Regions from separate parts of the Homo sapiens genome. Here region 2 is linked to region 1. The links are chromatin contacts, found by Hi-C or POLR2A ChIA-PET in ENCODE. All regions are on one chromosome and are shown on one strand. Each heading gives the region's core, a stretch centred on a gene start or an enhancer-like site at or near the end of the contact. The rest is flanking DNA. Distances are from core to core; before and after follow the strand shown.

The links. Hi-C counts contacts between places; a loop is a spot of excess contacts on that map. ChIA-PET counts read pairs that join two places held with the same protein, here RNA polymerase II (POLR2A). Pooled maps may share reads with other maps.
Region 2: a loop to region 1 is called in a pooled map, with 5 times the contacts of the local background. The contact joins two enhancer-like sites. A Hi-C loop is called at or near these places in 1 of 50 pooled maps. POLR2A ChIA-PET finds 5 or more read pairs at or near these places in 3 of 52 experiments (AG04450, H1 and K562).

What each region holds. Positions count from the first base shown.
Region 1 is chr2:42,024,137-42,026,835 of GRCh38, forward strand. No RefSeq gene overlaps it. Among named protein-coding and RNA genes, the nearest start is that of PKDCC, 23 kb to the right of the region's middle. Within about 2 kb of position 1,359, at least 10 of the 41 ENCODE cell types and tissues checked have a DNase peak (open chromatin) inside an H3K27ac peak, as active enhancers do.
Region 2 is chr2:42,063,367-42,066,065 of GRCh38, forward strand. No RefSeq gene overlaps it. Among named protein-coding and RNA genes, the nearest start is that of PKDCC, 17 kb to the left of the region's middle. Within about 2 kb of position 1,350, at least 4 of the 41 ENCODE cell types and tissues checked have a DNase peak (open chromatin) inside an H3K27ac peak, as active enhancers do.

The DNA.
Region 1 (2,699 bases), core at 109-2,608:
GGTACAGTGGCTCATGCCTGTAATCCCAGCACTTTGGGAGGCCGAGGCAGGTAGATCATGAGGCCAGGAGTTTGAGACCAGCCTGACCAACATGCTGAAACCCCATCTGTACTAAAAATACAAAAAAAATTAGCCTGGCATGGTGGCGCATGCCTGTAATCCCAGCTACTCAGGAGGCTGAGGCAGGAGAATTGCTTGAACCCAGGAGGCAGAGGTTGCAATGAGCTGAGATCGTGCCACTGCACTCCAGCCTGGGCGACAGGGAGAGACTTTGTCTCAAAAATAAAAAATAAAATAAAGGAACCCTGATTCTTCTATCATCCTTGAACAGTCTCTGTGGAATTGCCTGCAGGTGCAGGTGGGTGATCATAAGATATGGTAACAGTAATAATAATCTCCATAAGCAGTCCTCTCTTCTGGCTCCCCCAGACTGTCCTTCATCTTCTCTTTTTGTACTTACTCTGCTCTTGCTTCCTCCTCTCTCTTTTTCTTGCTTTCTCAGCAGGGGTAGGAAATGTCCAGGGCTTCAGAGGCTCCATAATTCCCAGGAGTTCAGGCTCTTTGACAAAGTGCCTCCTGAGCTGGCCACAAATGAACCTGGGGCCTCTTGTCCCTCTGGTGCTACTGGAGGGTCTTTTAAGGATGCCCACTGGCCAGGGTCACCATGTTGCACAGCACCAGGGAGGCCATTCTTACTGGGCTGCAAGAAGGAGCTTTTTTCCCACATGATCAGCAGGCCTAAAGGGAAGTGTGTTTGATCCCTGTGTCCACATGACTCTTTCTTATCCGCTGCACAGATACCCCTTCTCCATAGCAGCTATCTGTCCTCCTTTACCCCACCATCATCCTACGTGCCCGACACTCCCAAGGAAACCTTCCTTCCATTGGATTTTTTCCACCATCTGAAAAATAAAACTTTACTACAGGGAGTGGAGACTGGGCTAAACAGCCTTGGAATGAGAGAGAAAAGTCATGAAAAAGGTGAAATTGAAAGAGGTGAGGGGTCTACCTTGAGTGCATGCAGGGCCTCTGATTCTGGAAGCTCTGGAGAAACTTGACACCAAGGCCAGGTCCTGAGCCAGGGCAGGGGAGGGAGTAAACCATCTTCCCCAGCAGGAAGTGAGGGAGAGAGGGAGAGTGAGCTAGGGAAGCGCTCTGTTTTCTTTGGCCTCCTCTAGCCCTGGAGGGAACTCAGAGAGAGGGAGAGGGGCTGGAGGGAGGAGGATGGGGCTGTCAGGGAGATCCGGCTTTTGTGTCCTACCCTCCCCCAGGAACTGGAGACTGGAGCAGGGGCATTGGAGCAGGCACCCAGGCCAGGCCAAGGTTTCTCCCTGCTGCTCCCTGTAAAGCATGGAAGGGAGCTATCAGATCGGAGTTGTGTCAGATCAGACTCTCTGGGGACACAGAGTCCTGGAATCAGAGGCCAGTCCAGGGAGAATGTGGAGTCTGTTAGGGAGAAAGCCGGCTGGAGGTGGGAGGCCTGGGGCTTAGGTGTAGGACGAATGAACCTACCAGAACTGAAACAGCTGGGCAGCCACAGTGAGTTCCCTACATTCTCTCCAGCCTTGATCTTCTAGGCTTTTCCACAAGGGAGGCCTTGACCTTGTACACTGCTCTGTCCCCCAAAACAGAGCCTGGAGGAGTTATCCTGGCAATAGCTCAGGCTGAGGTAGACAAGTTCAGCCCCTGAGGAAGCCAGAATTTTAGAGCCCCCGTGTGTCTCCTGAGTGTATGCTGAGATATAGACAGATGTAGGCATTCTATTTCTAACAGAAAGAACTTCCTTAAAGCCAACTCCCCCTCTAACCCTAATTCTCCCAGAGATTTGCATCCCACATATGATCCTGACCCCAAGCTCAATCCTAAAACCATCCCTCACAGGAACTCCACACCAGTCTCAACCCAAACACTTCAAAATCACTGAATTTAATCCCACACATTTATCCTCATCCAAATTCTAAACCTTACTCTCACCCCAAATCCGGACTGTCACCTTGATCTGCATCACAAACCTGACTACTATAGGTATCTGTTGTGAGGTGAGAATTAACAAAAAGGAAAAGTTAACATGTATTGTACAGTTATAAGGTGTTTGCAGTATATAAGGCTTTTTCTATTTATTGCCATATTTACTTAATAGCAACCCTATGAGTTAGACATTACTATTATCACCATTTTACAGATTAGAAAACCAAGGCTTAAAAAGATTAAGCTAGTTACTCAGGTAAGGCGCCTCTAGCCTGGGAGGTGACTGCTGGAATGATCTACTCCCACCAGCAGTATCTTGCAGAGTGAATAAGAGGCTTCGGCTAGGAGAACTTCAATCTGCATAGGGAATATTATGGCTGCCGTAGAAGCCACACCAAGCCCTGTCAGATGAGATCCAGATGGGGTCTCTGCTCAGATATCAAGTGAGAGTTGGCCCTGAGGATTCAGAGCCCGGAAACACACTGCAGAGTGACACAAGAATCATAGCACAGATAGGCAGGATCGAATCCAGAAAAATCACCCCAAAGCTAGTTAGCCCCCAGCTCCACAGAACCACCAAGGATCCCACAACTGCAGTCCCCATTCCACCACTTTGGGGGTCCTCTTTCTAATCTAACTGGGCTCAGCTAATTTTCCAAACCTCCCTGGAAAAGCAGCCAGATAAAATGGCATTCTAAATCACAAGTTCCCCAAGCCTTCCAGTACACAGT
Region 2 (2,699 bases), core at 100-2,599, 39 kb after region 1:
ATTCAAATGCTTTACTCAACCTGCCCTTGTCCATGGGGAACATGTTCAGCCATTCTTGAGCCCTCTGTATCTTCCTGCATCTCACAGCCCTTTGCTGGTATTTGCCTACTTGGAAGAGCTCAAGGTCATTGGCAAGCCAGAAGATTTCAATGTACACTCATTCTTCTCTCAACAGATCAAGCCACAAAATATTTCTTGGATGCTAGTCACTGTAATGAATCCAGAAATATCAACCATGCTCTGCCTTTCAGGAGCCCACTAAGTCACTGGAGATGTCACAATTCAAGGTGATATATGATCCATGACTCTATGGCGATGGGGATGATTTCCACATGTGACTTGTGAAAGCAAAAGGGCTTGATAGTCACATCTCAAATCATTAAGGGCCAGTTAACTTGGTCCCCCCAGGAGCATCAATTCCCCAGCAGGAGCCCCACAGTTCACATTTTTCCATCCAGATAAAGACTTGTTTATCCTTACTCTTTATTCCTTATCTCTAAGCCAGTTCCCTATTTGTTTCCAACATTCTCTCCATTCCCATGGTGACTCAACTCCTTTAACATGCTTTGGTGTGGCACCTGTCAGAGGACGCTTGAAAGTGTAAGGAGATTGTGTCTCCTGTTTCCCCCTTATCCGCACACTTATTCTGACCCTTCACAAAGCTCTAGTAGATTAGGGAAGCATGATTTCTCCTTACCAAAGACAGGCTGCCTTTCCACAGGAGGTGGAGTTTTCTCAAGCACCCGTAATCCTGCCCTGAGAGGTTCTGTCAGCTTGCCTGGCATGGAAACTAAACTCTCGCACCATTTCCCAGAGACCCCTCTGGTGCCTTCGGTTCTTCAGCACGAGGGTCAGTCTCAAGAAAAGGCTCTCATTTTGTCCTATGCTTCCATGATGTCAATCTTCTTATTTATTGGCAGCAGGCTGGACTGGGGGGTGGCAGGGGGTGCAGAGAGGGGATACAAAACAAAAACAAAACATACAGTGTGCCTTACTTTCCATTGCTTGGAGATTTCAGGCACTGTAATTCATCTGAACTTGTGCAGAAGATAATAGTAAGGTTATCTGTATCACATTTCATTTTATGACATATCACCTTGTTTACACCGCTCTTTGGGTTGTATATGGGATATAGATTACCTTTAAACACTCTGGTTTTGTTTAGTCCTTTTATTCTGCCATCAATAAAAAGTTTTAAAGGCAACCATTGTTCTAAGAAATGACTATTGCACTTAGGGCACAAAGCTACTTTAATTGAGAAAGACAGATTATCTTGTACCTTGGCCTCCCGTATCTTATTGAAGCAGGCTTTGATGCCGTGCGGAGTCTTCTGACTCCATCGTTGAGCTATGCAGCATTCTGCAGTTATTAAGAGCAAATGAATTTCTTCTTTAAACACAGACCTCTGCTTAGCACATTTAGTACTATTTGACTTGGGTCTCAAGATAGTGCTATACCCGGAATGGACTTCGCATGCCGAATTTTTTTAGAAATTACCCACAATCCTATCACATATGCTGAAGTGACCTTTTTTTTCCTATAGGCTCTCCAACAATGTGCTGAGATGAAGAGATTTCTACAGGGTACTTTCGGGTTAGGAACTTACAGGTTAACTCTTTAATGCTCAAGTCTTTATGTAATCCATTCATGCTGCTTCTGAAAATATATTCTTAGCAAATAATTCAAAATATGAAAAGATTCAGATGCACACAGATGCTCCTTGCAACATTATTTAGAATAACAAAAATGAGAACTGTTTGGCAATATGAGAAAATGTATAAATTATACTGTTAAATGAAAAAGCAGTATGCAACCCATATATTCAACTATGTAAGAATAAATTTGGAGGCTGGGCACGGTGGCTCACACCTATAATCCCAGCATTTGGGTGGCTGAGGCTGGCGGGTCACTTGAGGCCAGGCGTTCCAGACCAGCCTGGCCAACATGGTGAAACCCTGTCTCTACGAAAAATACAAAAAAAATTAGCTGGGCATGGTGGCGTGTGCCTGTAATCCCAGCTACTCAGGAGGCTGAGACTTGAGAATCACTTGAACCAGGGAAGCGGAGGTTTCAGTGATCTGCAGTCCAGTCTGGGTGACAGAGTGAGACTCCATCTCAAAAAAAAAAAAAAAAAAAAAAAAAAAAAGAGAGCCCCCCCCCCGCCGCCCATCTCAAAAAAAATAGTGGAAGAGACTGGAAGGAAATACACAAAAACCAGTAATTTTGCAAGGATGACAAAGGTATTTTTCTTTTATATATATATTTTATTATACTTTAAGTTCTAGGGTACATGAGCACGATGTGCAGGTTTGTTACATATGTATACATGTGCCATGTTGGTGTGCTGCACCCATTAACTTGTCATTTACATTAGGTATATCTCCTAATGCTATCCTTCCCCCCTCCCCCCACCCCACAGCAGGCCCCAGTGTGTAATGTTCCCCTTCCTGTGTCCAAGTGTTCTCATTGTTCAATTCCCACCTATGAGTGAGAACATGCGGTGTTCGGTTTTTTGTCCTTGTGATAGTTGCTGAGAATGATGGTTTCCAGCTTCATCCATGTCCCTACGAAGGACCTGAACTCATCATTTTTTATGGCTGCATAGTATTCCATGGTGTGTATGTGCCACATTTTCTTAATCCAGTCTATCATTGTTGGACATTTGGGTTGGTTCCAAGTCTTGGCTATTGTGAGTAGTG